Linked DNA regions of Mus musculus: regions 2, 3, 4, 5, 6 and 7 are each linked to region 1. A link is a loop called in an ENCODE intact Hi-C map of the cell type or tissue named here. Cell type or tissue: heart. All regions are shown on one strand. Links, peaks and the distances in the headings refer to the core of each region. The heading gives the core; the rest is flanking DNA.

What was found. Peaks named below come from ENCODE experiments on the same cell type or tissue, not always from the same donor. Only the 100,000 strongest peaks of a DNase experiment are listed, where the experiment ranks them.
Region 2: a loop joins it to region 1, with 10 times the contacts of the local background. A loop is called at or near these places in 12 of 42 quality-filtered maps.
Region 3: it touches region 1 in a loop (3-fold over the local background); 7 of 42 quality-filtered maps call a loop at or near these places.
Region 4: it touches region 1 in a loop (2.2-fold over the local background); 2 of 42 quality-filtered maps call a loop at or near these places.
Region 5: it touches region 1 in a loop (4-fold over the local background); 4 of 42 quality-filtered maps call a loop at or near these places.
Region 6: it touches region 1 in a loop (4-fold over the local background); 2 of 42 quality-filtered maps call a loop at or near these places.
Region 7: it touches region 1 in a loop (3-fold over the local background); 4 of 42 quality-filtered maps call a loop at or near these places.

The regions. Positions count from the first base shown.
Region 1 is chr12:65,170,503-65,174,864 of GRCm38, forward strand. Mis18bp1 (MIS18 binding protein 1) reads right to left here and starts at 2,078. Exons shown (of 14, transcript NM_172578.2): 1 at 1,947-2,078. In heart, for the core only: a CTCF peak has its summit at 2,658 (motif pointing left); a DNase peak (open chromatin) is centred at 2,249; H3K4me3 peaks cover 2,980 bases; H3K27ac peaks cover 1,834 bases.
Region 2 is chr12:64,964,508-64,968,869 of GRCm38, forward strand. Klhl28 (kelch-like 28) reads right to left here and starts at 1,029. Exons shown (of 5, transcript NM_025707.3): 1 at 902-1,029. It overlaps Togaram1 (TOG array regulator of axonemal microtubules 1), which reads left to right and starts at 1,235. Exons shown (of 20, transcript NM_177805.3): 1 at 1,235-3,521. The coding sequence starts at 1,470. In heart, for the core only: a CTCF peak has its summit at 2,382; a DNase peak (open chromatin) is centred at 1,184; H3K4me3 peaks cover 4,000 bases; H3K27ac peaks cover 1,818 bases.
Region 3 is chr12:65,080,761-65,084,760 of GRCm38, forward strand. It overlaps Fancm (Fanconi anemia, complementation group M), which reads left to right. Exons shown (of 23, transcript NM_178912.4): 3 at 2,272-2,349. Among named protein-coding and RNA genes, the nearest start is that of Fancm, 7.2 kb to the left of the region's middle. In heart, for the core only: no CTCF peak of the experiment used is centred there; no DNase peak of the experiment used is centred there.
Region 4 is chr12:65,042,618-65,046,979 of GRCm38, forward strand. It overlaps Prpf39 (pre-mRNA processing factor 39), which reads left to right. Exons shown (of 14, transcript NM_177806.3): 2 at 1-190; 3 at 615-740; 4 at 1,389-1,507. Among named protein-coding and RNA genes, the nearest start is that of Prpf39, 8.5 kb to the left of the region's middle. In heart, for the core only: no CTCF peak of the experiment used is centred there; no DNase peak of the experiment used is centred there.
Region 5 is chr12:64,915,371-64,919,732 of GRCm38, forward strand. It overlaps Gm51965, which reads right to left and starts at 3,189. Exons shown (of 2, transcript XM_030247022.1): 1 at 2,354-3,189; 2 at 1-808. The coding sequence starts at 3,164. The coding sequence ends at 2,358. It overlaps Gm527 (predicted gene 527), which reads left to right and starts at 2,541. Exons shown (of 5, transcript NM_001025605.1): 1 at 2,541-2,821. In heart, for the core only: no CTCF peak of the experiment used is centred there; a DNase peak (open chromatin) is centred at 2,451; H3K4me3 peaks cover 1,472 bases; H3K27ac peaks cover 893 bases; H3K27me3 peaks cover 44 bases.
Region 6 is chr12:65,034,514-65,038,875 of GRCm38, forward strand. It overlaps Prpf39 (pre-mRNA processing factor 39), which reads left to right and starts at 1,821. Exons shown (of 14, transcript NM_177806.3): 1 at 1,821-1,955. In heart, for the core only: no CTCF peak of the experiment used is centred there; a DNase peak (open chromatin) is centred at 1,828; H3K4me3 peaks cover 2,186 bases; H3K27ac peaks cover 1,026 bases.
Region 7 is chr12:64,922,378-64,926,739 of GRCm38, forward strand. Gm527 (predicted gene 527) reads left to right here. Exons shown (of 5, transcript NM_001025605.1): 3 at 1-37; 4 at 1,130-1,264; 5 at 1,783-2,214. The coding sequence ends at 1,966. Among named protein-coding and RNA genes, the nearest start is that of Gm51965, 6.0 kb to the left of the region's middle. In heart, for the core only: no CTCF peak of the experiment used is centred there; no DNase peak of the experiment used is centred there.

The DNA.
Region 1 (4,362 bases), core at 164-4,163:
GGCTACAGAGCAAAGTCACTACAGATCCTGCTTCAAAAGAAAAGGTAAACATGAGGTTACAGCCAGTGGCCAATACTTGTTGCCTGCCTAGACTGGAAGACCCTAGGTTCAAACATGCATAATGAGAAGGAGGAGGGGTGGGGGAAGGAGGAGGAGGAGCAGCAGCAGCAGCAGCAGCAGCAGCAGCAGCAGCAGCAGCAGCGCACCTCACCTCCATATGTCAATAGTCACATAGCTTAATAGTCATTTGGTGTAACTTGAAATCATGATAGTTAAAGAACTAGGTTTCAGAAGCAAGCCACCAGAGGCCATCCAGAAGCTCAGATAGGAGCCTAGCCCAGACAGGGCCAGTGTGCTAATGAACTAACCCCAAGATGGTGTTGATATGGAAGTAAACCAATCTCAAGCTGTGGGCCCTAAGAGTACAACGCTAACACCACTACCTCCCCCCCCCCCCTAATAAATTCTGAAACTTTGAGAATGGTGTCTCTAGCCAGTGACAAGAAGACTTGAGACATTGGCCTCAGTGACTAAGGAACTTCAGGTACTGTTGCCAAGCCCACACAGGACCAAGTCAATGTCCTGCTCTTAAGTGTCTCCTGGGACCTCCAGCGATGCAATATTCCACCCAGCCTGCCACAGCTGAAGGATTTTCACAGCAAATGTGGGTTCAGCCCTCAGCTTCCAAAGCATCATTGCCAGAAGACTCCCCAGTAGAACCCTGCTGCAGCACTTCTACCCAAGCACTGTTACACGCTTGGTGAAATGTATGTGTAAATTTTCTACTAGCATGATATCATGAGGAATGCTTGTGTGGATAAACCAGGCATATTCAAAAGACAAATCCTGCAGGAGATTTAAATAGTAGAGCACCTTACCACCTACCAGCTCCTGCTTCTCCTAGTGACAATTCATTTATAAATCTCAATTCGATGTACTCAACAACAAAAACAATAAGAACATTAAAAACTGCAGAAGGATTAAATGGCAAAACAGACTTGATAGCCACATTTTAAAAAACCCACATCACATGCTTATGAGCATAAGCACGTTAAGAAACCCATAAAACAACAACAACAAACCATACATACTGGCAACATTACACGGATTCAGCAGGTTATAGCTAGGAATATATATGTGTGTGTGTACATATTTGCAACTGTTATTGGTGAAAATGAACCACTGAATTTGAAAGAGAGTAGGGAGGTTTGTAAGGGAGGGTTTGGAGGGAGGAAGGGGGGAGGAGAATCTAAGTAAATTATAATCTCTAAAATAAACAACAACAAATGCGCCTGACTGTACAGTGTTATACTTTAAGGATAGGATGAAGGAACCTTCTGTTTTTCTTTTTTATTATTAGATATTTTCTTCATTTACATTTCAAATGCTATCCCCAATACCCCCCCCAAACCCACCCACTCCTGCTTCCTGGCCCTGGCATTCCCTCATAATGAGGCATATAATCTTCGCAAGACCAAGGGCCTCTCCTCCCATTGGTGGCCTTGTACAAGGCCATCTTCTGCTACATATGCAGCTAGAGTCAAGAGCTCTGGGGTACTGGTTAGTTCATATTATTGTTCCACCTATAGGGTTGCAGACCCCTTCAGCTCCTTGGGTACTTTCTCTAGCTCCTTCATTGGGGGCCCTGTGTTCCATGGAACTTCCTGTTTTCCAAACAAAATCTCTAACATCTACAGATGCCTGCAACAAGCATGGTATTCAATCCTAAGAACGCATAAGCGGCTGCCTCTAGGAATGCTGGGTCCGGAGACAAAGAGTTGGGCATTCCCACGCTACTCCTCACGGAGACTTCGGATTTTAGAACAAATCTCGGGCGCTAGGGCAGCAATGTTAACGAGCGAACAGAGCAGAAGTTAGACGCCCGAGAAGAGTCAGGCGGGGACCCGGCCGATCGGTCCGCGAGGCTGAGCGAGCAGAGGACCTACCTTGGTGAGGACAGCAGCTCGAGGCCGTGGTTACCCAGGGCTCGCAGCGCCTCAGACCCACGGAGGCCCGGGCAAGGGCTCCACGCGTGTCCGCAGACTGAAACTCCGCTCGCCTTCCTCGTCCACTTCCCCAGCACGGACAAATAGCGCTGGATTTCAAATCCCGAGAGCCCGCCCCCCGGTGCCTGCGATTGGCCCGCGCAGAGGTTGCGACACGGCGCGTCTTCCGGAACTCCAGGAAACAGGAGCACAGCCCAGAGCGGCCCGAGGCTGTGAGAGCGGAAAGCGTCCGACCGAAGCCCCTCGGTTGCTCGTGGAGTTTGTTTCTCTCCACAAGGCGGGCCCCCGGGAGCGCCTCGCCACTCCTCCCGTGATGCTCCGCGGGGAGAAAACCCCACGACGGTTGACGCCCAGCGGCGCTTACCGAGGCGCGATTTACTAAATTTGACCCTTGCGGGCCACACTTGTTAGTTCTAGGCTGCGCTTTCTCAGTGTAGTCCGTTTCTGAGGAGAAAAACTGCTTTAGAGAGTTTGAAAGAATTTTTCTTTCAGTTTGCTGTTTAGATTTTCTTCGGGCCAGGAAAAAAAAAAAAAAAAAGTTGCTCCCAAGTAGTAGACTGAACTGGCTCTTCCAGAGGTCCTGAGTTAAATTCCCAGCAACCACATGGTGGCTCACAACCATCTGTAATGGGATCGGATGCCCCCTTCTGGTGTGTCTGAAGACAGCTACAGTGTTCTTTATAATAAATCTTTGGGCCGGAGGGTGGCGCACGCCTTTAATCCCAGCACAGAGGCAGAGGCAGGCGGATTTCTGAGTTCGAGGCCAGCCTGGTCTACAAAGTGAGCTCCAGGACTATACAGAGAAACCGTCTCCAAAACAAAACAAACAAAAAAATTCAATTCCCAACAACCACATGAAGGCTCAACCTTGTACACAACCATATCTGTACAACTATAGTGTACTCAATATACATAAAATAAATAAATTAATCTTTAAAAAAAAAATCTAAGGACCATAGTAGAATTTCTTTTCTCAGTGAATGTCGGTTGCAGTGCGTTTTGTGGCACTGGTTCCTGAAGTCTGTTTTGCCACTTGATAGTACATGCCTGTTATCCTAAGACTGGGAGGTTGAGGCAAGAGGATGGAGAATCAATCGGAGGGCAGCCTGTAGTATGTGTTGGGGCTCTGAAAGGAACTGCTTCCCCTACAGATGTGTTATATCTCTTCCTCAGCTGCCAGGGAAGGTATCCACAAAGCTGGCATAGCAGTTCTGCTCCAGCGGTTGAGACACAACACACCTCACACAGGAGAGTGGTTGCCTTTAGAAGAAGCAGGGACCTGAGCTTGATTGAGGCAGGGATATTATATTGGAATTCTTGGCGGGGGACCCCGAGGGTGGAGACCGAGGGACTCTGTTTCTTAACCTTAGTCTTGGGCTTGCGATCAAGTAAAGGTCAAGGTGGTTTTTCTCTTAGCCCTGGTCTTAGGGTCAAGTCAGGAGCATGGTGTTTTTCATTTGCCCTTTGACCATACCTCTATTGACTCACAATCCCAACAGGGGGCCTGGGAATGCGGTGGGGGGTGGGGGTGGGGATCATGAATTTAACATTAAGAATGGAAGTGGGCTAAGTGGATAATGTAGCTCTGCTCTCAGCTAGTCCAAAGGCTTAGGTAGTAGATTAAAATTTTAAATCTATCTTGGGTCACAGAATGAGTTTGAGGCCAGCAGGGATGACCTAACGAGATCCAGTCTCAAAACCTAAAGAGTGCTAGGGTGTGGTTTCATGGCAGATTACTTACTATGCACAAGGCTCTAGGTCCTTGTCCTAGGGAAAAGAAATTTAAGTGACTTTTTTCAGATTTCTGAATCATAAGTCAACCAACTATTCTAAGTTAGAAGCAAGTGAGAGGAGAGGAAAGCATCAGGGAGGGAGAAAATGCCCTTGCAGGGCCATGAGAAAATGACTGAGTGTGGATCTGAATTAAATTTGGGAGTAAAGGTGGTCAAATTCCAGGCTAAATAATACAATCTCATAAGTACTATAAGTATAAAATGTACCAACTTGGTGTCAGGTCCAAAGCCCCCCCCCCCCCCAAATACCAGTGCTGGTAATGTTTTCCTAAATAGGACATTGACCATCATATAAAATCTTACTTTTCTGTCCTTTTGTTCTTCCTTCTGTCTGCCCCACCTCCAAAGAAATAGCCTTTGCAATTTGATCCCCATTAACTCTTAGGCCCTTGGAGTGGTCTAGTCTAGTGTTTTCACTGTGCCGTTGCTTATATTCAGATCCTCCAAGAAACTGATGCTGTGAAAGATTAAACATGGGGAAGAATTGAGACTAGTGAACCTTCAGATCTCCGTGCAGATCTGACCTTTGTAAAAAGAAACGTTAAAGGGAGCTCAATTAGACA
Region 2 (4,362 bases), core at 107-4,106, 210 kb before region 1:
TGGTTTGACAGTGCACACTGGTAATCTCAACAATCAGAAGACTGATAGGAGGGTCAAGACTTCAAGACCAGCTTGGGCTATACAGTAATTCAGCATTAATGTTTCAAATACAGACACACAAAAAAGTTGCTCTTTCATGCCCCAAAGGGGTGTGGCCGTATAGGAGATACTCTTAGTTGAACTGAGTCTATTTATAGTTTCTTTTACAAAAAAAAAAAAAACACTCATCAGCTATCAAATTCTCATTTTGCTTAAAATAATGTCTATCAACCTAAATCCTCTGTGCAGAATTCTCTTAGGACTGTAATGCTAAGAACTTGCACCACAACTGAAATTGTCTAGCGATCTCCGTCTCCAGGAGACTGAAAGACTGCAGAGACTCTGGAGTATCCTAGGGGAGATGGGAAAGGTGGAGGTGGGGCGAAAGGAAAAGTCCCACAGAGGAGTTAAAAGATAAAGGCTTTAAGCACTCCGTTTAATGCAAAGGGGAAAACACTGATTCTACCTATCTATAAGAAAACTTGGTGATGCGGACAATGAAAAGGGACAGAAGCCTTTAACACTCCATAGCCAGCGGGTGAAGAGAGGAAAAGGAGGCAAGGGAGAAGAGGGCGGGGCGAGGAAGGTCCCCAACGACAAGAAAGTCTTTTTTAAAAAAGTACTCTGTGTGCTTGGCCTCGGTTAGGTTCTCCTGTACTACTAAGCAGGCTGCAGGTAGAAAGAATCTTATTTTGGACAGCAGTGAGTAGAACGTTTACAATGGTAACCAGCACTGTGCAGAACATGTCGTCTCTCTCTGCCTGCTCTGGTCCAGTTCTTTGCCTCGCATTCTGGCTCCTGGGGCACTCGGGGAACACACCACCAAAGCCTGCACCACTGTATAATAGCAAAAGGAAAATACCTGAGTCCCAGGAATAACACCTGCAGCAACAGGAGGAGGAGCCACGGAAAACTGGAACCCGGGATGGGATCCTCTCTTGCTCCCGTCAAACCTCAACTCTTATGGGTGGGGTGGAAAACTTCCGCCCCGGACAAGGGAGCGTCATTTCCGTCTAAGGCCTTGACCCCGCCTCTTCATTCTGGCTACGTTCAGACTTCCTCTTCCAGGAATCTTCGGCCTATGCTTTAAGTCCTTACATGGACTACATAACCCAGCATCCACCGCGGCAGATTGGTTTCCGGGTCAAGAGGTCCGCTCTGGGTGCATCACCATGGAAGCGCTCGGTTTGGTCACGTGGTGGCCCTGGTTACGCCGGGTGGCGCCTGTGGGGTCCCAGGCTCAGCGGGGGCCATTTTGCCGGAGGCTGGCTCCGGGAGTGGAAGGCCCGAGCGGCCTGGCAGCTGACCGGAGCCGTTCCTTCTCTTCCTCTGCAGCTCGGGGCTTGGAGAGGAACTGGAAGGCTGGGCTTCATCCAGCCCTCCCAAGACGGCAATGGTTCCCTCCAGCTCTCGCTACCTGACGACCCTCCATGGCGGCCGCGCCTTCCGAGCTGCTCCCGCTGCCGCCTCCTGCGACCCCTGGTTCCTATCGCCTCCTGAGCCGCTGTCGTCCTTACGCCCCAGGGACTGATGGTCGTCGATCCGGGGGCACCATGAGAGGCGAGAAAAACTATTACTGCCGTGGGGCTGCCGGGGATCATGGCTCCTGCCCCGCGACGCCGTCGCCTCTGGCCTCGACCCTCCTGTTACCGGCGGAGGCTGTTTCAACTAGCTGGTCCGGGCCTGGAAGTGGGCTCTCGGGCGGAGATGAGGAGGAGACTCGGCTTCTTCAACTCCTGCGCACCGCACCGGATCCTTCCGAGGCGTTCCAGGCTTTGCAGGCTGCCTTGCCGCGGCGAGGCGGCCGGCTTGGCTTTCCCCGCCGCAAGGAAGCCTTATATCGGGCGCTGGGCCGAGTGCTTGTGGAAGGCGGCAGTGAGGAGAAGAGGCTCTGCTTGCAGCTTCTCTCGGACGTTCTTCGGGGTCAGGGCGAGGCGGGTCAGCTGGAAGAGGCCTTCAGTTTAGCGCTTTTGCCTCAGCTCGTTGTCTCGTTACGAGAAGATAACCCTGCCCTACGGAAAGATGCGCTGCAGATCCTGCATATTTGTCTTAGGCGTAGTTCTGGGCAGGTCCTGCGAACTCTCATCCAAGGCCTGGAAAGTCCAGATGCCCGGCTTAGAGCTTCCACTGCGCTGTTGCTCCCTATCTTGTTCACTCCTGAGGATTTGTTGCAGGGTTTGGATCTCACTGAAGTAATAATATCTCTGGCCCGAAAGCTTGGCGATCAGGAGATGGAAGAAGAATCCGAGACAGCCTTCTCTTCACTTCAACAAATTGGAGAACGACTTGGTCAAGAGAGGTTTCACTCCTACATCTCGCGTTTGCCTTCTGCACTGAGGAGGCACTACAATCGCCGCCTGGAGTCCCAGTATGGAAGTCAGGTTCCTTATTATTTGGAGCTAGAAGCCTCCGGGTTTTCTGAAGATGCTGCCCCGTGTGTAGTGAATCTTTCCAGTAGCAATCTTAAATTTGAGATTATTCCCCAGGAACTCCATGCAAGACTGTTGGATCAGGAAGATTATAAAAACAGGACTCAGGCTGTTGAAGAACTAAAGCAGTTGCTGGGAAAATTTAACCCAAGTTCGACCCCTCATGCTAGTCTCGTTGGTTTCATTAGCTTATTGTATAACTTGCTAGACGATTCCAATTTCAAAGTGGTCCATGGCACACTTCAAGTTCTCCATTTGCTGGTCATTCGCCTGGGAGAGCAGGTGCAACAGTTCTTGGGACCAGTTATAGCGGCTTCTGTGAAAGTGCTGGCAGACAACAAGTTGGTGATCAAGCAGGAGTACATGAAAATCTTCCTAAAGCTAATGAAAGAAGTGGGTCCTCAGCGGGTGCTTTCTTTGCTCCTGGAAAACCTTAAACATAAGCATTCCAGAGTACGGGAGGAAGTAGTGAACATTTGCATCTGTTCCCTCCTGACCTACCCCAGTGAGGATTTTGACTTACCCAAACTGTCCTTTGATCTTGCTCCAGCTCTTGTGGATAGCAAACGCAGGGTACGCCAGGCAGCTTTAGAGGCCTTTGCTGTTTTGGCATCATCAATGGGCTCAGGTAAAACCAATGTTCTTTTTAAAGCTGTAGATACTGTTGAATTGCAGGATAATGGCGATGGGGTGATGAATGCCGTGCAGGCCCGATTGGCCAGAAAAACTCTTCCACGGCTAACAGAACAGGGATTTGTGGAGTATGCAATACTCATGCCGTCTTCGGCCCAGGGCAGGTCAAGCCATTTGGCACATGGAGCAGATACAGACTGGCTTATGTCCGGTAACAGGACTCAGAGTGCACACTGCTACTGTGGTGACCACACCAGGGACAGCATGCAACTTTATGGATCCTACAGTCCAACTATCTGTACCCGAAGGGTTTTAAGTGCTGGAAAGGGGAAAAATAAACTGCCATGGGAAAATGAGCAGCCTGGAGTCATGGGAGAAAACCAGACCTCCAATTCCAAGGACATTAAAGATACCGAGCAGGTATGCTTAATATTCTTAACTTAAAAGTAAAAGAATTCACAGTTAAGTTTTTGAATTAAGTGCTGATGTGAACATCCATTATAATAGTATGGGGTAGGTCAGTGCTTTTAATGGTTTCCTTGATTAAACTTGAGGTACAATGAGCTATGGCCAATAAGTGGGTGTCAATTATGGGTTGTAATCATGCCACCTCAGTCATACAGCAAACACTGAATACCCAGAAGGTACCAGATAAAGAACTAAACTGTACTTCCAAGTGGTTTCTGGAGAGGATTATAACCCGGCAATGAATGTGTTAAGTGCTAGGCTAGAAGTACAGAGTGCTGGGGAATACCTGATTCCAGTAGAAAAACAAAAAGCAGAAAAGCCTTCAGGGTTCTGATCCTTGAACTCAGATTCCTGTCCCTGCGAAGCTTTTGTTTTAAAATTTACTAATCTACATGTAAATTCAGAGTACCATTAGTACTGTATACTTCATCTGTATTTCCCAGTTAACATCTTGCCTTATTTTTACTCTGTATTTTATGAACCACTTCATAGTAAATTGCACACATTTTGGATTTCATTCTTTTACATTATAACATACATCGTCTTAAAATAAGTTATTTTATGACTAATAGTAATAAAACGATAGAATACTAGTAATTAAATTGTATATAGCTTTTATTTAGTTTTTTCCATTTGTTCCCAAACTGTGTTTTACATTTATTTTACAGTTATCATCCCCTATCCAATTATAGTTGGTGCCTTTTTATTTAGTATTATGTCTCTACTTGTGTGTGGGACTTGTATGTTTTTTTTTGTTTGTTTGTTTGTTTGTTTGTTTCATGGTAGGCCCCTT
Region 3 (4,000 bases), core at 1-4,000, 90 kb before region 1:
ATACAGGTTACTTGGCCCAAGATATCTTCATTGTCTGAACGAATGCTTTGAATCCTGGTTCTCTCTCTCTCTCTCTCTCTCTCTCTCTTTTAATAGATTTATTTGTTTGTTTTATGTATATGAGTATACCATCACTCTCTTCAGACACACCAGAAGAGGGCATCAGATCCCATTACAGATGGTTGTGAGCCACCATGTGGTTGCTGGGAATTGAACTCAGGACCACTGGAAGAGCAGTAGGTGCTCTTAACTGCTGAGCCATCTCTCCGGCCCCTGAATCCTGGTTCTCATACAGCAATTCTATTTTGACTTGAAATACTAGGGATGAAACTCGGGCCTCAGCCTACTGGATAGATAGCCTACTACTGAGCTTCAGCCCCACCCCCTCTTACTTTTATTTACATTTTTTTGTTATTATTTGCTTACTTAGAGATGAGATCTTGCTTGTGTGGTTCAGACTATCCTTGAATTTGCTGTAATCCTCAGATTCTTACACATTCCACATTCATCTTAAAAAGGAGTTCTTTAAAGCACCAATCCAAAAAGTGGTTTTTTTTTTTTTTTTTTTTACTCCAGTGGTTTTTGACCCCTTTGGGTTTGAGACCCCTTTGGGGAGTGTTAAACTAGCCTTTCATAGGGGTCACATATCAGATGTTTATATCACGAAGTAGCATCAAAAATGATTTCATGGTTGGCGATCTGTATTAAAGGGTTGCAGCATTGGGGAGGTTGAGAGCCACGGGCCTCTATCTTCTACTTGTCTTGGCCATACATTTGCTTTTCATCCTTCTACAGTATCCGAGGATATCACCTCTAGCACTCTGCTGGGTAGTTCTTGTCAGCTTGACACAGAGTCACCTGGGAGGAGGCCCTAGCTGAGGAGCTGCCTCCACCGAATGGGCCTAGGGATATGTCTGTGGGTCACCTTGATTAACAATCATTGTGGGGTGGCCGGCCTTGCTCATGAGTAAGCCGCAATTGTCTGTCTTTCTCTCTCTCTCTCTCTCTTTCTCCCTTTCTTTCTTTCTTTCTTTCTTTCTTTCTTTCTTTCTTTCTTTCTTTCTTTCTTCCTTTCTTCCTTTCTTCCTTTCTTCCTTTCTTCCTTTCTTTCTTTCTTTCTTTCTTCCTCTCTCTCTCTCTCTCTCTCTCTCTCCCTCCCTCTTTCCTTTTTTTTTCTCGAGACAGGGTTTCTCTGTATAGCCCTGGCTGTCCTGGAACTCACTTTGTAGACCAGGCTGGCCTCGAACTCAGAAATCCACCTGCCTCTGCCTCCCGAGTGCTGGGATCAAAGGCGTGCGCCACCATCACCCAGCAAGCCGAAATTGTCGGTGGTCACTGCTTTAGTGCCTGCTCTGACTTCCAGCACTTCACCCATTGACTGTAACTTGTAAGATGAAATAAATTTCTTCCCCACAGTTGCTTTTAGTTGTTTCATCAGAGCAACCAAAAGTGAACTAGAGTAAACACTGAGACACAATGGTTATTGAGGATATTTTGTCTTGCATAAACCTTCTTTCTGCAGTGCTGGGATGACTCTTAGCACCTTCTGTGTACATGTAGGCAAACACTTTGCCCACTAACTTATGTCCTCTGGCATTTATCAGTAATGCTTTCCCTCCTGTTTCTGTACCTAACAGTGTAGCCCAGGCTGGCCTAGAACTCATGCAGCCCAGGCTCACCTTGATTTTTGGCTATTTTCCTATCTTAGCCTCGTGAGCGCTATGATTATTACTGGTGTGCCCCACCATGTCCAGTTTCCTTTGTTCTTAATTGGAGTCATTCTGCTGAGGTCTGCCTTGTCTATAATAATATGCCTTGATATGTGGTGTCTAACACCTTTTAAAAATACCTTAAAATGGTGCTGGAGAGATAGCTCAGTGGTTAAGAGCACTGTCTGTTCTTCCCGAGATCTAGAGTTCAATTCCCAGAAACCAAAATGACTCACAACCATCTATCCTGGGATATGATGCCCTCTTCTGTCATATAGGTGTGCATACAGATATGTGCTCATTTACATAAATAAATTAATCTTATTAAAAAAATATCTTAAATATGGTTGAGCATTAGTCAAGATCCAGCTTGAATATCATTAAATCTAAATCATTTGTTTATGGGATAAAATGATTGGTGGTCGTTCCATACACCAGACTATCACTGTACCAGTGGAGGAATAACCGTAACAGACCAGACATAATGCCCTGTTAAATTGAACCACTATTATTTTCACAGTGAGCAGATGAAATTAAAGTCCTTTTTTTTTTCTTTTTATAGGTGGTAAGAGAATTGGTCAAATACACCACTCACTTTCGTATCTTGGCTCTTAGTGCCACGCCAGGTAGTGATATCAAGGTAAGTACTGTGACTTTCCATTTATTATGTGAAAGAAAACACGATTTTTTTTTTCTTTTGGTCTTTTGAGACAGGGTTTCTCTGTATAGCCCTGGCTGTCCTGGAACTCATTCTGTAGACCAGGCTGGCCTCGAACTCAGAAATCCACCTGCCTCTGCCAGCCAAGTGCCGGGATTAAAGGTGTGTGCCACCACGCCCGGCTAAAAACGCAAATTTTTATATGATGCCAGATCAGTTTTCCAGTTTACTGTTTACCTGGTATGGCTTATGGACATTTATACCACTGCAGAAGTTTCTTTGCAGTAGTAGCATCTGTCCCTCTCTCTTTCCCCCCTCTCCCTTCTTTTCTTTCGGTTGGAGACTGGTTCTGGTTATGTTGCCAGGCAGGCCTTCAACTTGCTCAAGGGATCATCGTACCTCAGCCTCCAACTTGGTTATGACTGCAGGCTTGAGACTGCAGCAGCTGCTCTGGACCTTGAGCGCAGAGCCTTAAGCATGCTATGTCTGTGTTTTTCTGAGCTCCTAGCCTCTCTTTAGTATTTATTGAGCCACGGTCTCCCTAGGCAGGCCTGATCCTTGCTTTACCCTCATGAGTATCTCAGGTTGCCACCTTAAGGGCCTAGCTATGTATTTTTGTTTGAGTGTTCACTTGTTTGTTTGTTTGTTAAATTTGATTTTTCACTATTTTTGCCACCACGATAATTTGTAGAAGATTAAAATGTTTATATGACTCTCACCTTGCTTTTCCTGGTGTTAGTTAGTATTGATATAACTATAAATTTAAACCACAATATTAAAAGGGCAAACTAATACCTCCTCTGCAGATCTTACTGAGTTTTTCCAGTGTGCTCCTCACACACACCACCCCCATGTTTTTTTGTACTCTGCATTATGATCTAAGATCCTACTTTGTGGTTAAATACAATGTCTCTTCCCTTCAGTCCAAGATGTGATGGTAGTTCAGTCTTACTTCCCAAGACTGTATGCTTTTTTTTGTTTGTTTTGTTTTGTTTTAAATAATTTATATAGCATGTCTGTGGGAGGGTGCCCGGTCCCCTAGAACAGGAGTTACATCCAGGTGTGAGCTGCCATGTGGGTGTCACTGGAGTTGAACCCCAGTCTTCTGGAAGAGCAGCCAGTGCTCATAACCTCTGATACATCCCTCCAGCCCTGACTGTATGCTTTTAAAGAGGAGGTGTGAGCTGTTTAGTAGAATGTCACTCAGTTTGGGTTTGTCTGGTGCTTTTGTGATGGTCTAGAAATGAAGTAGAACCTTGCTCCGCATAGGCTAGCAAGAAATGCATGCTATTGATTGGATTGGTTAAGGTGATAGTTCTGGTCTTCTGTGTTGTAAACGTGCCTTTCTTACCTTGTGGAGGAGCTTCACTGAAGCATGCACACATCCTGCTTCAGCATCTCGTTACAGTTCTAGCTGCAGCAGTTACTTCTTTAACATTGAAGCTTTGTCATTTCTTCCTTCCTTTCCCTAGTTTCTTTTACTTAGTTTTTTTTGTTTGTTTGTTTGTTTTTGAGAAAGGGCCTTATGTAGTTCAGGGTGGCCTTGAACTCTCTATGTGACTGAAGATGACCTTGAACTCGATCCTCCTGCCTTCACTTCTGAATCCTGGTCCTATAGACATGCAATCACCAG
Region 4 (4,362 bases), core at 189-4,188, 130 kb before region 1:
GTCGCCTGATGCCTCTCCCAGCGCACATGCATCTACAGAAGAAAATGAAATGGCAAATGCTGTGAACCTTCCAGTGACAGAAGCAGAAGGAGACTTCCCTCCAGAGTTTGAAAAATTTTGGAAAACAGTAGAAATGAATCCTCAGGATTTTACAGGCTGGGTATATTTGCTTCAGTATGTAGAACAGGAGGTTAGTAACTCTTTAAATGGTGTATGTGAGAATTACAGAATAATCCAGTAGTATCAATTTAAGCCTTTCTGTTTGTCATTAAGGTTACTCTCTCAAATAATCTTCAGATTAGTAATACTAGAAGCATATATTTTAGTTTTGAAAGTTACATATCATTAATTTTGGAGAGTCTGGGGACACGATGCTGAATATTATGTAGTAATTGAAGTTTGTATGAAAGTTATTTAAAGTTGGTGACAGTTACCTTGGGCATGTGGGGTGCGGTTCGGTGAGGTGGAACACACTGGCCTGGTACCAGTGAGAGCCTGGGTTTGATCCTCAGCTCCAGGGAAGGGCAGGTTACTGTGCTATTTGACAAAGCTGGTATTTATTCTTTCTCTGAGAAAAATTTCTAAGATCTAACACATTGTTTTATTTTCATCAGAATCATTTGATGGCTGCCAGGAAAGCATTTGACAAATTTTTCGTACACTACCCGTATTGCTATGGTTACTGGAAAAAGTATGCAGACCTTGAAAAGCGACATGACAACATTAAACAATCAGATGAGGTGCGTACATCAATGAATACAGTTTTCTCTGTTAGGTACTGTAAGCCAATTAATAACAAAACAGACTCTTTTTTTCTGGCTGGCAGTACCTACCATTTATGGTGAAACATTTTTTATAGGGTATTTTATTTGCATTTGTCACTCTTGTGGCATTTGTAGCTAATATTTTCTCTCTTTGTTGGCAGGTGCGTTAACCCTCTACAGTTTGTCAAGCTTTGCAGTGCAAGCCTCTGTATTACACTGCAGCTTAACAAGTAGGGCAGGGCTTTTCTCTCACGTACATTTATTTCTCATTTTCCAAACAATAGAGTTGGTTTGCTAGTCACATTTGCTACGTCTTATTGCATTTTTGGTCAGACGCTGTCATTGATGCTCTAATGGGTCTGTGCCCTATGGTCTGTAACCCAAAGCCTGCCCACACAACCCGGTCAGAATGCAGGGACTGCTGCGCTTTGAAGATCAAGACTCTGCACGTGGGGATCAGAACATTGCCATGTTCTATCCAACCTCCACCCAAATGGTAATGGTAGATTATTTAAACAAAATTCCAGTAATTAGTATTTCTAAGGTTCACCGGATAACACAGTGTTGCCTCTCTTTTAATAAACAATTAAATATTTGAGGTACAGTTTATTGTTTTCTTCTTAGGTTTATCGACGGGGGCTTCAGGCAATACCTCTTAGTGTTGATCTTTGGATACATTATATAAACTTCTTGAAAGAAACATTGGACCCTGGTGATCAGGAGACAAACACTACAATAAGAGGGTATGTTACATATTTGACACTTAATGTATTTTAAGACATATAAGTATGTAGGTATTGATAAGAGAACTATTTGTGAATGCTAAACTGGAAGTTAATATTTATTTGCTTCATCCCTATTTTAAAAAATGGTACATGAAATAAACTTATGTGTGATTACTTAAGACATGCAGTCTTCCTTTTTTCCATGCACACACCTCTTATGTCTCTAAGTTACATCTTACTCACTTGTGGTTAATGTCCCCCCACCTCCACCCCATCTTAGTTTTGCATGTCACCTGTGTGCCTGGTGTGCTGGGAGGGCCAGAAGAGGATCCCCTGGAACTGAAGTCACAGACAGTTGTGGGCTTCGAGGTGGGTGCTGGGAACCCAGATCCTCTGGAAAAGCAGCAGGTGGCTTTAAATGCTGAGCCATCTCTCCAGGCCTGTGGTTAATGTCTTAATGTCTGTGCCTCCAGATATTATATAGTGTACATATTTGTGTGTGTTTTACATACTGGTCTTCAACTTATTTTTTAATGGGATGCTTTAGAATTTTTCCCACCCATATTTTTAACTTGAAAGAAACAGTGTGAAAGCCCTGTATTTTATTTACCAAACTTTACTTATGGGACATAGTTTTACAAAAAATGTCTCTGAACATATATTTTTGTGACATAAACATGTCTGTAAAGGCATTTTGCAAATGTTCCTCCAAGATAGTATCGATTTTAAACTTCTACAAAAGTATGAAAGTAGTCACTTTTTCTTGGCTTTTTCACTTGTTTCCACCTGTGCTATCTTTCTTTAAATATGGATATATTAGGGTTGAAAAGATGTCTCAGCAGTTAAAAGCACTTACTGCTCTTTCAGACAAACTGGATTTGGTTTCCAACTCCTGTGTGATAGCTTGCAAACATCTGTAACTACATTTCCAGGTAATCCAAAGCCCTTTTCTAGACCCTGGCACCAGGCATGCATACCTATACATAAATACCTACACATAAAAAATAAATCATAGTGTGTCCTGATTTATCATTTTATTATATGAATTTGTGTGCTTGATATTGAATCCATGGCTAAGTATATTCTACCACTAATAGGAATTAGTCTATTTATGAGTTTTATTAAGAATATATGTCTCTACCAGGTTTTCCCATTTCCTTGTAGTATAACTATATGTTAGGCTTCAGTAAATGTTAATTGTATGTATTTTAGTCATTTTGAATCTATAGTATTTTTCATCATCGTCATCTTCAGCAGTCTATTTTCCCTGGGCTTAATTTCTTCTCACTTAACCATGTTTCTCATTTGTGTAATAAAAAGGCTGTTCATATAGCTTTCCCAACAGGCCTGTTGATAATCTGTAAATCTTACCTTTTCCCCCTTCTCCCTCTTGTAGCTGTTTCTGTTCTGCAGTATGTCCTCAATGCTATTATCTCATTCACCATGGTTCTAGGAAATGTCTTTTCCTTACTTCTAGATTTCAGATTTTGTTTATAGGAGTTTGTTAGATACTTTTTCTTTCTTTATACCTACTTATAGAAGTATATAGTTAATAGCCTCTTCATAGAGGATCCTTGAAAAAGAAAAAATATTTTAAAACCATTTAGGTTTTTGTTGGAGAAATCATATTGTTGGTCTAAGGCTTACAGTGAGCAATTTCTTCAGAGAGGAGACCTGGTGAATGTAAACCTAAGTTCTGAAGTCTCCCAGCTGGCCCGAGTTAGAGTCATCTAGCCATTCTTTCTTACTGTGTTTCTTTCACCAACTTTTCTTGGTTTCTGGTAATTCTCTAGATTCACTGAGATTGGTCCAGAGTAGTAACATCTTTATATATATACAAACATGCATGTGCATGCACGCTCACATTTGGACACTTTATCTTCCTATAGTAAACATTTCTTCCAGTACTCCTGTGTCTTTAAACTTTGTTTTGTGAATTACCATTCACAATTGGAGAAGACCCAAGTTCAGTTTCCAGTACTCACATCAGGTGCTTGGATTTACAACTACCTGTAAATCCAAATCCAGGACATCCAGTGTTCCAGTCTGATCTCATATATTCATATAGTCATACATACACACACAAACAAAAATATTTAAAAATAAAAGCAAATGAACTTTGTTTAGTGACTTTTTATTATAGTTTTTTTTCCTTAATGTATCAAAATATTGAGTCTTGCCAGCCATGATACCAGGTAACTGTAATCCTGGTACTCTGGAAGTATGGGCAGATAGATCCCTGTCAATTTGGAGTAGGCCTGGTCTGTACAGTGAATTCCAGGACTACATAATGAGACCTCTCTTTAAATATTAAGTCATTGGATCCTATGTTTTGTGTATCTCTCGCCAAGAATGTATAAATACTGTATTTTTAATTAAAAAAATTATTTAATGGATGTGGGTGTCTTGCCTGCATGTATGTCTATGTAACATGTGAGTGCCTGGTGTCTGTGAAGGCCATAAAACAGTGTTGGATCCCAGATCCAACTAGAGTTAGAGATGACTGGGCCACCTTGTGGGTGCTGAGTTTCTGGGTTCTCTAGAAGGGCAGTCTGTGCACGTTAATCCTTCCTGTGTTAAATAGTTTAGTCTTTGTATGTTGATTGAAAATGTCCTCTTTGTGTTCATTAAATTATTACACCTTTTTTTCCTGTTTCCTCTTAGGCACTATTTTTTTTTTTAAGATTTATTATTTTACTTTGTGTGAATGAATGCTTACCTGTGTATATGTACATGTGCCGTATCTCTACCAGGTACCCAGGAAACTATAATGCCTTTCTTATGATATTTTCAGGAAAATGCTTAACTCATTACCCTTTTATAAAAATACTTATAGTATTTAATAGTATATAAAAATCAAATTTGAATTCCTG
Region 5 (4,362 bases), core at 141-4,140, 260 kb before region 1:
TCGCAACCCAAAAGATGTCCCTGCAGTTTTGGTTTTCTCCTATTTAGCTTTCTGTGAAGTGCTCTCTGGCCATCTCCTAAGTGGGAGCTTCTTGCCTGCTATCCTTAGTTACCTGCAGCAGAAGCAGGAGTATAGGAAGGACAATCAATAGCATCTCATAGATACTATTATAGATACTGTATCTTCCTGGGCATTGGGAGGTGGATGGGGCAGACAGGTAGGCAGCCTGAGAACAGGAGCCCAGAGCCTTGTCTTTCTCGTCTTGTCTGTCTCCTTTGGCTTTTTCATACCCAACTCTAAGCCCTCATATTCATGTTCCAGATTCTGTCATCTTAACCTTTCATCTCCCTTTAGCTCTGAAGTCCATCCTTACCGCAACACATGTGAGGCTCATGAAGTTTTAACCATGGGTCCTTTTCCCCCACTTTACTGAAGACTGAGAGCTAGCTCCACTGTCACTTCTGCCCTCTAGATTCTGACCTGTCTATGTTTTAACATGTAGCAATTCACATAATTGTCCCAACCATCCCTTGGGAAAATCCTCTAAGTACTCAATGCTGGTGAGCATGTGGAGCAAGCAGAGCCTTCATGGTGGGAATGCACAATCTCACATCTACTTTGGAAGATATTGTAGGCTTTTTTTTTTAAGTTAAACATGCATCTACCATATGATCAAGTAGTTCAGACACTCACACAACAGCAAAGGCAACGTGTCTATGTACATATTTTCTTCCACAAAAATCTTCATTGCAGCTCTCTTGAGAAGAGGTTAAGACTAGATGCACTCTGATTGTCCGTGAACTGTTGGCTAGAAAAGAAAATTCAGCTTATCCACACAGTGAATTACACTTAGCATTAAAAAAGAAACTACTGCCCAGAGAGCATAGGTGAATACCCAAACAGCTACACTGCATGGAAGAAGGCAAACAAAGAGGTGACAGTACTTATGTAACACTTGAGAAGATGGAGATGAATATATACTAAAAATAAAACAATGGTTGTTGCTTAGGTTTGGGGGCAGGAAGGAAGAAACTATAAAGGAGCACAAGGACACTTGCGAGTGAAGCACACGCTCATCTGTGGCTTCACACCACTGCACATATGTCAAAACTTGCCAAATGATATGTACTTGAAATATGGTCCACATGTCAGTTACACCTCAATAATGCTACATACTTTAATGATACATCTTGCTGCTCTTCTCCACCCACCGCCATCTATATCTGCTTTTAAGAAAACAATGAGCTATTTACTGTAAAAATGAACTTGGCGTCTTGGAGAGACTGTGAATTAAATACATAATCAACACTTACAAATATTCTAAAGGGGTGTTCTTCTACCAAGGTAAGTTTAACATCATGTGAACTTTTTCAACACAATAATTTGTCTAAGCTATCACAGTATTAGTAATTCTCATCTGTAAAATGCAGTAAGAAACTCAAAAGCCAGAAAATGAAAAGAATTGCTTTGTAGGAATTACTACTTATAATTCTTTGGGCAGAGCAATCTTTTTCCTCTTCTTAGAGAACTGTTTCTTCTCTTATCTGCACTCATGCTTTTTTTTTTTTTTTTTTTTGCCAGCCTGCATACCTCCATCTAGAGAGATTTGTGCATAAGGTCCTTGTCCAGCCTTGCATAAGCATTATGTCATTCAAGAAGGTGTTGTTCAAGAAGGCATCCACTTCCCTTAAGCTCAACCTGTGAAAACTCCCATCTAATGGACTGGCATTCAGCTCTTCATATCTGCCCTCCTGTATTCTGGAGCCCTTTACAGTCTTTATTGAAAGACTCGATGGAGTAATCTGACCATCTCCATTTCTGATTGAGAGTAGACGTAGCGTTTCTAAGGAGTACCCTCCAGGTACAGAGTCACACAGGGCTTTAACTCTTCGAAGATTAAAAAGCTACTAATGAAAATTAATTATGGGTAAAGCCGCAAACTCTAGAATTAAAACATCTTCCACTTGAGTGTCTGTCTCTGTCACTTGCTGAGTGGAAACATCTCTAATTTTTGAGCACTATAATGGGGCTTTACTACGTATTAATAGTATTCCCGTCCATTGTAAAATACTGCTATGGCTAATCTTAAAACGGTTTTTATGATGCCAATTCAATTTTTTCCATATACATCAACTTCAAATACCTATACAAATGTAAATGATTATCTCCCATAGTCATAATATGCTAAGAAAATAAGCTTTCTCTTTCTGAGTTAAGGATTCCTAGAATCAAAATAAAAACAAGACTGGTGCAAAATTGGTACTAATTTCAAAATGCCAAACAGCTTCAGCCCAGACAGCTGCGCCTCAGGGAAAACCCAGCCCATTTCCGGCTGCCCCACCCACCTTGTCACCTTGTCACTCTGGGGCCCCGCCCCTCTCTGCCAGGACCCGCCCTCCTACACTTGATTCTGGCTCGGATTGGGCAAGTCCGAAGGCTGTACACAACCCGACACGCGCACGCTGGGCGGGGCCTTCGCGCCTGCGCAGCCTCGCGGCTGGCGGCTGGGCTGGCCTGGCCGGGCTGGGGGGGGAGGGGGTGGCCCGCGGAATCCTGCTCCGTAACAAGCGACGCGCCGCGCCCCGCGGTCCCGGCTGCGTGGGCCGCTCGGGTGGGGCTGGGCGCTGCGGCTGCGGTGGCTCCCGCCGCGGCGGGCGCGATGGAGGCCGTGCCGGAGGCCCGCACGCTCGCCGGGGCTGGCCGAGGCAGCCGGAGGAGCTGGTAGATGCGGCGGCCACGGCGGCGGCGGCCCGGGCTCTCCATGAGCGAGCGGCGGCGGCGACGGGTGCGGCGGCACCGGCGGTCTTCGGTCCCGCGGGAGGTAGGCGCGGAGGAGCGGTCTGCGGCCCCGAGACCTGGCCGCCCGGGCGGGAGGGTGGGCGTGGCCGCGCGGGCGTGGATTCCCCAACTCCGCAGGACAGCGGGTCCCGTGCCCCTCGGTAGTGCGGTGTTCGGTTCCCGCGACAGGTGGTCGAGTCCTCCGGGGAATGCAGTGTGATCCCTGGGTATGACAGCTCAGAAAAAGGGGGTCCTGTTGGTGGAGAAACTGAGGTTGGGGAGTTTCCCAGGCTCAGTGCTACTGAAGGCGCTGGGATGGAGGCAGGTAAGAGGCAGCCCAGTATATCCATCAGGGACGACGTGCCAGAAACTCCGAGCTGTTTCATTAAAGCTCTTTGCAGCCGTCTCTCCCTTTTCTTTCCTTTTTTAGTTTGATTTATTTTAAGTTTTACTGTAATTTACATTTGAGCAACTGACCGACCTATTGCTAGAATTTTAAGCGTTCCCAAGGTCTTCCAGCCTTGCCTCTAAAGTTAGGTGGTGCCTTATATATCTTAGATATCATGCGGTCTAAACGGTGCAGATTTATAATCATTGCTTTTCAGAGCTCTAGTTACCCTTCATTTGATCACATCCAAAAGTTAATTTCAACAGAAACGCTAGGATTTAGGCTTCCTTTTCCAGTATAATATTTAGGAATCCAAAGTTAAGCGCCTAAACCTTGGTACAAAAATTCTTTAAAATTCAAGAGGTAAAATTCAGATCATGAAAAGTTTTTCTCATTTTAAGAAAATTGTTTGTTGAATGCCTTAGAGTTTTTGGGTTTTGGTTTTAACTCTAAATGAAACTAATCAGTTTATCTTAACGTGTTTCCTTTTGTTTCCAGATGTGTCACACTCTGCTATTTCAAAGTGATTGATGAGAGCCAATGCTAACAGTCTATATATAAGCCCCCAGGATTCTAAGCAAATATAGTACTAGATAATTTAGAATGCAGTATCTTGTCTCAAGTAGAAAACAGTGTACACGTGTTAATGTACAGTGGAATTTGCTACCACAGAATAGTTTTGAAGTTAATTTTGGACATAAAACTCAGGTTTAGAAGTGGGTTTCTGTTGGGTTCAGGAGGACGTGATATTTGAAAAGAAAAGGTAGTCCAAGTGAGACTGGCTTGAGCCATTTCTTTCTTGATTGTGAGTGTGTGTGTGGAGGGGGGGGTGGCTCAGATTTATCCCCTTAAACGTCTTTGTGTAAGTGACATTGGAAAGCAGTGTTGTCATTTATAGTTATTTGTTCCTAAGTAAAGTGAAGCTACTTCTACAAAATACTCTCAACAGAGATTGTTATTTTTTAATTGCTTATGTAACATACATAGGATGCAAACACCTTTATTAAAATAGTGCCAGTGACTCTTAAAACAGTGTCTGGCTGTCCTCAAGGTTAGGAGATGGAAATGAAGCCGTTTAAAGGAGAAGGACACTCCATTTTCTTCCCAGAACAGGCAGAGGGAAGAGTCAGAAGATTAAATTCTGGAAGTTTCATAACATGGCCTCTGTAGTTAAAATGCAGACCAGCACAATTCTA
Region 6 (4,362 bases), core at 163-4,162, 140 kb before region 1:
CAGAGCAGGCTGGCATAGAATTGATCAGGAGGAGTACATGTATTCAGTATCCTAAGAGTAGCAGAATTACAGTCATGAAGTAGCAACGACGTTTTTTTATGGCTGGGTCATCACATGAGGAACTGTATTAAAGGGTGGATGCTTTAGAAAGGTTGGGAACTATTAGACTATGAACCACAGTCCACAGTATTTTGGTCTAACCACTTATTTCTTCGTTATACTTAGATCTGGGATATACAATTTACTTTAGGGCAAACTATGGCTTGATCGATTTTTAAAGTAGTTTGTGTGGCGTTCTTTTTGTTGCTGCTGCTGCTGCTTTGAGTTTCGTGTAACCTAGACTCACCTCAAGCTCAAGCAGCTGAATATTATCTCAAACTTCTGATTCTTCTTCTGCCACTACCCAAGTCGGATTATAGACTTGTATCATGATTCCTGGGTAATTTATGTTTTCATGTGATGAACACACTTTAGTCAAATCAAATAGAATACATAAGAATTCTTGAGCAGTGAATTAGGAGTTTGGGAAGGTAAAACAGTGAGAGAGTTGATGTGATTGTTAAAGACTGCCCTGACCATAGGAATGCAAGCATTTGGTTCACATACATACATACATACACAGGCAGACACATGCATAAAAATAAATACATCTTTAAAAAAACAATGCCCTCTCTTGACTGCCCTTTCAGATGGTATACGTTTAAAAGTTGCTGGGTTTTTGTTGTTGTTGTTTTGTTTGTTTGTTTTTCAAGACAGTGTTTCTCTGTGATCCTTGGCTGTCCTGGAACTCACTTTGTAGACCAGGCTGGCCTCGGACTCAGAAATCTGCCTGCCTCTGTCTCTGGAGTGCTGGGATTAAAGGTGTTCGCCACCACGCCTGGCAAGTTGCTGATTGTTAGAGAATACAAAACTGCCCAATTAAGAGGTAAAGGGAAAAGCGTGACTATTTCATGCCCAACGGGGAGGAGTTGGCTATTTGGGAGCAGAGAAGCAGTTGAAGAGGTTTATACACCGTTACAAATCATCTTAAGGGCTTGAGAGAGGGCTCCGCGGTTAAAAGCACTGACTGCTCTTCCAAAGGTCTTGAGTTCAAATCCAAGCAACCATATGGTGGCTCACAACCATCCCTAATGACACCTGACACTCTCTTCTGGTGCGTCTGAAGACAGCTACAGTGTACTTAGATATAATAATAAATCTTTTAAAAAATCATCTTAAAAAGAAACATTCTGGAGACCAGTTCTAGAGGGAAGAGTAAAAGCCCAGTTGTGAGTTCTCTGAAATTCCAAATGGAAGATCGGTGAGTGAGAAAACATTCGCTCGCTCAATTGTCTATAGTTTTACTGACGGAAGACGAGATTTTTTTTTAAAAAACGGATATTTAAGAGTGGGGACTAGGATATAAACAACTGAAGAGGGCTGCTAAGATCATCAACACCAAGCTGCCTCTCTTTGCCCTGAAAGTTTTATGCCCAAATCCTTCAGAGCCTTTAACTCTCAAGCCCAAATGGTTAGTTTCGACATGCAGAATACGATTTAATCAGCCCATACTGTTTTGAGGTTTAGAAGTTTTAGGCTGAATTTCTGGCCATTTCCTGACACATTTTTCATGTGTAAAGCCTTGGCGGTTAGGAAAAGAATTACGATATTTTAGAGGTTTTTTTTGGAGACTGACGCTGGGCAACAAGTGCTGCTTAGCACAACCGGCTTCGCTATGGTTTGGGAAGCTAAGTTTGCGACTGGAGGCCACCCGGGGCGGGGCCTCGGTTGCGCGCGTCACGTGACCGCTGCGCCTTCGGAGCCGCCGGCGCGTGCGCAGTGTGATCCCGAAGAGGCGGCGGCGGCGCTGGTGGTGGTGGCTGCGGTAGCTGCGTGGAGCGAGGCGGTGGCAGGCCCACCTTTGGCGATCTTGGCCCAGGCTTCGGCTCATGGCACCGAGCAGCATCCATAGTGAGGTAACTGGGGGCGGACGGCGTGAGGCGGGCGGCAGGGGAGGCGCCGGGACGGGAAGGGCCTGCGCCACCTCAGGCCGCACCGGGCCGCGGCCTCCCCCGCCTGTCCGGCTCGAGGCCTGGCGCGGGGCGCGCGTCTCCTTCCCAATCCCACCTGTTGGGAAGAGCAGGCCTGGGATCTGCACCTTGAGCGGCGCCTCGCTTCAGGGGTGCGGCGGGGCGGGAGCCTCAGCCTGGATTATCGAAGCTGCTAACTGCTGAGGCTGAGTCCCCTGCTTCTCTAGAGCCGAGGGCCAGAACGTTTCCCATTGCACAGCAGCGTAAGCAAGCGGGTTTTTTTTTTTTTGGGGGGGAGGGGGGGAGGGGAGGCGACGCGGACACTTGGAAACAGCCTAGTAGAGTCTTTTTTAAAAAACAATCTGCTTATATAGATTTTTTTTTTTAACCTTTCGTGCTCAGGAGTCTGCGCGGTCTTTAAGTTAGTAAATACTATTCGGCATTCCCAATGTTAAGGGATTAGTAGTAATGTAGTAAGATTAGTAATGATGCAGTAATACGGTGTAGCTTTATGCAGATTCAGATGCCCGGTGTTCACGAACTTAACACTAGAAAGCTAATCTAACGTTTTCAGAAATACTTTAAAATTTTCAGCTGGTAGAAATGGTAATGCTAGGACTGTACGGATTCATAGACAAGAATAGGAAGCTAAGGCCGGGACCCATGGCAGTTTTTTTTTTTATAGTTCGTTTGAGAAAAATAGCAACAGCTGTTAAATTCCTTACTCTTCTCGTGTTTATAATCTCATTCTAGAGTTAAAAACTGTTATTCCGTGTGTTATTCATGCGCACTGGAGCTGTGTCATGTGCATGAGAACAGGAGTACCGTGGTCCCTTGAGGCTTGGCAGCTAGTGTCTTTAACTGTTGAGCTGCCTCTCAGACCCCAGAATTTTTAAAAGACTCAATATTTAGTGCTATTTGTATCTTAAAGTTGAATTGAGGAACAAAAAATTTGAACATCGTTGTAAAAGTTAGAGTTTTATTTTCAGAGAGGAGCAAAATTGTCTGTTACGCGTTAAGAGCTCTGTGTAAGACATAATCTCTGACGATTATGGAGACATTGTAAATACATAAGCAAGGTTCAATTTCTGGGACCTAATTGTTTAAAATGAGGAAACAAGATGTCTGTGAACATCCTACTTAGTCTCTAAAAACCGGTTGCCAAAACCACTTGTTGTAATAACCCCTTTTACAGCCTAGGGATGCAGGTGACTCATCGGGGCTGAGACTCTGAGTGATTCCGGATTGGAAACCAGCTAGCTAGCTAAGGAATGACTTAATTGGTCTGTGGTAATGCTCAGTGATATATAGTGTGTTTTATATGTCTTTATGGGCATAGGCATGGGAAGCATTAGGGAAAGAAAGTATTAGAGTTCAGGTGCATCATATTTAATGAGTTTCATGTTTAAGTCATCTAAAATTCCTTTTAACTTTTAAAACAGCATACTGATTGTTAGGCAAGTGTTTAACTTAATAGACCTCAGATAAAATAAATGGCAATTTTCAGGATGGAGGAACTGTGTTTCGATGTTATGCATACTTAATTTCCTACCTCATATATTTAAGCCTGCCATCCCTATGATAAATTTTATAAGAAGATGTCATGGCATAAGTATCCATTAATGTGGGGAGTTGTGGAAAGGAAGAGTTTTGTTAATCCGAGGAATAGCATATTGGCAAGAGTCACAAGGGAAAAGTGTCCTGAGCTCCTGAAGTAGTGATGAGGAATAGAACTGTATAATGAGTACGTTCAGAAAGGTAAAGTAGGACTGGAGGTGTCATTTGTTCAGCTGTTCCTAGGAATACAACATTGAGCAAAACAAAGTTCCTTTCTCTCTAAATCTCTTGATATAGTAAGATTTATTTATCTGCATCAATAATACCGCATTGTGCATTTTATTTTTTGCTGCACCCAAAATAGAAGCTGTATTTATTATTTGAATTGTGTGTGTATCTCAGCACATGCCCATAAAGTGTGTATCTGCTTTTTTTTTTTTTTTTAACCCTTTTTCTTCTGTGTGTGTATGTGTCTGTGTGGTGCATTGTCAACGCTGGTGAGTATGGAGGTCGGAAGTGTGGATGGCATTGCTGCCGGGGAATACCCCATGGGAACAGGAGATGCTATAAACAACTGAGCATCTCTCCAGCCCCAATACATTGTCTTCTATGTAGCTGCATCTGGCTGTATGTAACCCAGGCTAGTCACCGGGTTACTGAGATTACAGTTGAGGATGCTTTCAGTCAGGGCCTTCCTGTGTAGTCCAGCGTATTGAGAACTCTTGTTCTTCCCAAGTTTGTTTCCCAAGGGCTTTTATTGGAGGCTTGTAACACCATACCTGCCTGACTTGGATGT
Region 7 (4,362 bases), core at 189-4,188, 250 kb before region 1:
TATTCTGTTCCAAGATTGAACTTTGTGAAGAGCGTGGGTGAGTACATGATAGACATTTGAAATGAAAGTGTTTCTATTGTGTTATGAAGAAATCTAGGCTGATAAGCTCTTTGAAGTTAAAACATGTCTGAAATAGCAGTGCATAAATATTTAGGTAGCCTGACAGTTTCAGCGCTCCTCATGTAGTTTAGTTTGTCATCACATGTTGTGAATTGTTATCAGATGTAAGTATAAAATATGTTACTATTGCCAGTTGATGAATACAAAGCAAATACCTTTTCTCTTTTTCCTCATTGCTGAGTAGGTACAATAAAACCTTGGTTAACCGGAACCCAGCTAATCAGGACCCTCAATTAAGCGGACTTTTTTCTGCATTCCTCATTTAGCAAAGGTAAATGACAACCAAAAAACTTAACACTCTTAAAAAGAAGTTAATAGGGGCATAAACATTCATTCCAATCTTTAAGAAATGTCTATGTCCACATTATTTTGTGCATTGGGAATTAATATTTTGAAGGATGGTTTTATAAAACCATAGTAGATCTTGAACATAAAAGAAGAAAATATAAAAGATACATATGGTAATGACTCTTAAGAAAAAAAATGAACCTAAATAGTTCAGCAACAGGTACTGAAGTAAATGGCTAACTTAGTACAGTCAATAATATTTTCCAATCCGAGGACTTTGCCCTGAGCATTCCGGTTAATCGAGATTTTACTGTAAAGTTGTATTTGATCAGTATGCTTAATATTTACTGTGAGAGAGAGAAAATTCATTTCATGTTAATAGAAGATCCTGAAAAGGAGTTATTTCCACTCAGTCATTATTGGATCTACCTTCAAGAAAAATCTGTATGCATAAATAGGAGCTATTTGATGGTTCAACAGATTCATGCTTTTATAACTTAATATAAATATAAACAATTGACTTTTCCAGGATTTTTTAAATTATCACTTGCAGTATAGAGAACCCTATAAACCTCCAGAACTAAGAAAATAAGGTAACAAGACAGTTATTCCACTACCTATTAGAATAGTATAACTATGCTTACTAGAAAATTAAGTTCAGAAGTGTTGAGAAGTAGTTTGTCCCATGTATAATAATGTTCATGCCCAATTTTCACTTTAGGTGTGGTGGCTTAAGAGAATTTTCCCAGCGAGTTTTCTGCCACGGGGCACCCCCTTTTGTTGTGTTAAATATGCAGCATTGGAAACCTGAAGACCTGGCATATGTACCCTATTACTTGGATTTATCTGATCACAAGTAGGTAGTTGGTCGTCTGTGTTTGTTTATTTGCTTGATTTACAAAACTAGAGAAAAAAACTAGTCCACCGTGATTTTTACTAGCCATTAAGATGCTGTTACCTGAAGGTGGTAACTCAGAAAGAGGAGGATTCTTGTGAGTATGAGGCCAACCCATTGTACTAGGGAGTTCTGGACCAGACATCTACACAGTAAAACTCTTAAAAACAACAACAACAACAACAACAATACAAGGCCTTTGGGTTCTGAGTGGGATCAGAGTCCACTATGAAGAAATGGGGTAATAGCAGCATGTATAGTGATTAGGGCCTTGATTATAGAACAGAACAAACCCTGGTCTTGCTTTTTATAAGACCTATTTAACCTTGGAGCTGTCACTAGTGTATATATATATATCAGTTCTTATTGATGAAGCAGAAATGATAGTATATATCTGTAAGGGGGAGTAATATTTTTAAAGAAGACTATCATAAAGATGAAATCTAATCACTTTGTTACATGTTGCGGTTCATTTGCAGATATTTGCTGGAAGGCGCCACTTTATTTAACAAAGAGGAGCATCATTATTCTGCAGCCTTCCAGATTGACGGACATTGGATGCACTATGATGGCCTCAGAAATGTGAATTTAATTTTGTTAAATAAACCCCCAGAGTTTCTCCTCTTGTCATCATTGGTTTATATTCGAGCAACAGAGAAATAAATATAGACTGATGCTGAATTAAATTGTTCTCCCGCCTGCCCATGCTCCCAGATGAAGGGCTTTTGTTCTGTATATACTTGGTATCCAAGGAAACAGTTGAACTATACTAGTTTCAGAGATGTATTTTTCATTGTTTTGCCCCAGGTAAATGTTTTATATGGATGATCTATGCAAAAAATGTATTTTTAAAGTATTTTCTGGGTTATTTTTATACAAGCATATGTTATGTTCAATAAAATGTATCTCGTGGCCTTTGTACTTTTTATTTATATAAATACCTCAACAGTTTTTTACACTTCTATCCTTAAATCCAAGAAAATACTTTGTTATTTGAATTCTAGATTTCCCTTTTTAGATACCTGAGTAACACCTAGCATAAAGTCAGTATTCTGGTTACCTGACTGTATTTCTTTGCCTTACCTTCAAGTGCACTGCATTGGATTTAGTAGGATTTGAATGGATGGCTTATGGATGGCTTAGTTTACCAATTGCTTAGTTCGTTTTACCCCTTGCTAATTTCCTTAAGGCAATTTTTAAAACTATATATATATTATATATATAATATATATATATTGTAGATTAAACCATTTTTTTGTAGTAGCAAGTTACTATAGCTGTTTGCCAAAGTGTAAACCCACCAGCACATTTCAGGCATTAGCTAAGCTTCAACTTTAGTTAAGGTAAGCATTACAAATAAATTATGTAAATATCTCATCATTAAATTAATGAAAATTCTCCAGTAAATTATTTTGCAAACAAGGCAACTATCAAAAATATTAGGCCACTGGATGTTTATTAGTGTTGGACTAACATTAAAAAATGTATTATATATTTAAGAGGGAAATAGGGTACCTAGTAATACTTCCAGATCAGTGTTTTAGTGGGGCAGAGAAAAAGATATATTTTTAAAAATGAATAATATCTGGTTCCCTTGAAACAGCTTACTAATGTCAGGAGGCTTGCGTTTGAGCCACGGGTGCAAAGTCAAACCATTTAACCGAATTTCATGTTTTGTTATAAATAACCTAATGTCACTCATCTTTTTGCAATTTAAAGGGAAAATATTTTTAGGGAGAATACTTGGTGAACTCTCATTAGTGTTAGTGTTTACAGCGAAATACCATTGCTTATGTTTGGCGTTGAGACTGGGTGCAGGATATCTGAAGACTACATGACCACAGACTTCACTGCCGAATACCAAATTGCTATGGTTTCATTCTAAATCTTCCAATGCTGTGGTGCCTGGAGACAACTTGCTCAAAGGATGGGCAGCTGAGGGTGAAACCTTGCTAACATCTCACTTTCAGTCAATATTAGGAAAAATATTTTTATCAGAAGATAAGAATGGTAGTATTTTTGTAAATCACCCAGGGTTTATTTAAATAGTTCCCCAAATATGGTTATTGGAATTTGATTTATAGCAGGCTTTTCTAGTAACATGTATTGCATGAATCAAACTATACAGAACACAAATATTAGTGTATCCATACAAAATGGTATGGTTATATTATAGACTAAGTTATTCTTAATACAGATTCTTCAGGGAGTTGCACTTTATTTAGGATATTAGTTTATTGTAATGACTTACCTACCTCACAGGGTTGTTGTGAGGGTTAAGATGTTAAATTTTTGACTACCTTGAACATGCTAATAAAACATATTTCTACCTCTTGTGTATAGATAGTCTCCCAGCTTCTGTCTTACAAACTTTTTACAATTAAAAAAAAATTATCAAGGTAGTGTTCATATCACTAAAGAAAATCAGTCGTATCACTGATGTGTGGTAGGGTTTAATTATTCCTTCTGGACTCTGAGAGGTTGGCGCTGAAGAAAAGGTCATCTGTTGTTTACGTTGCTCATTGGCTTCTACAAAAGAAACCACACTCAGCTGGCAAGCTGTAGACAAAGTCAAATGTGAAATAGCATGTATAGAATGTGATGGTGTTGAAGGGGCACTTCCTTTATAAAGCAAAACACCCTTTGAGAAATGAACCTGAAAAAGGGGAATCGGAAGAAAGGGAATAATATTTCCTTAATCAAAATGTCACAAACTACCCCAGAAAGGCAAGGAAGTAATTTTACAGATTGAGCTACACTTGGGGTGGATTAATACGAGTGGTGTTACCCTCAACTTGTGCCAATCTCACACTTAATTTTTTCAAAGTGATTTGTATCCATGTGTGTTTCTGTGTTGTGTGTGTACATGTGTGTGTATGTGTTAGCTTGTGTACAGGTCCAGAAAAGCAAGGTTGTGTGTGTACGTGTTAGCTTCTGGGTAAGAAAAGATCTGTGTGTTTGTGCATGCAAGTTAGCTTGTGTGTGTGTATGTGTGTGTCTTTTGTGTTTATGTTTGCTTGTGTGCCGTACAGAAAAGGTAGAAATCTGCATATACACTT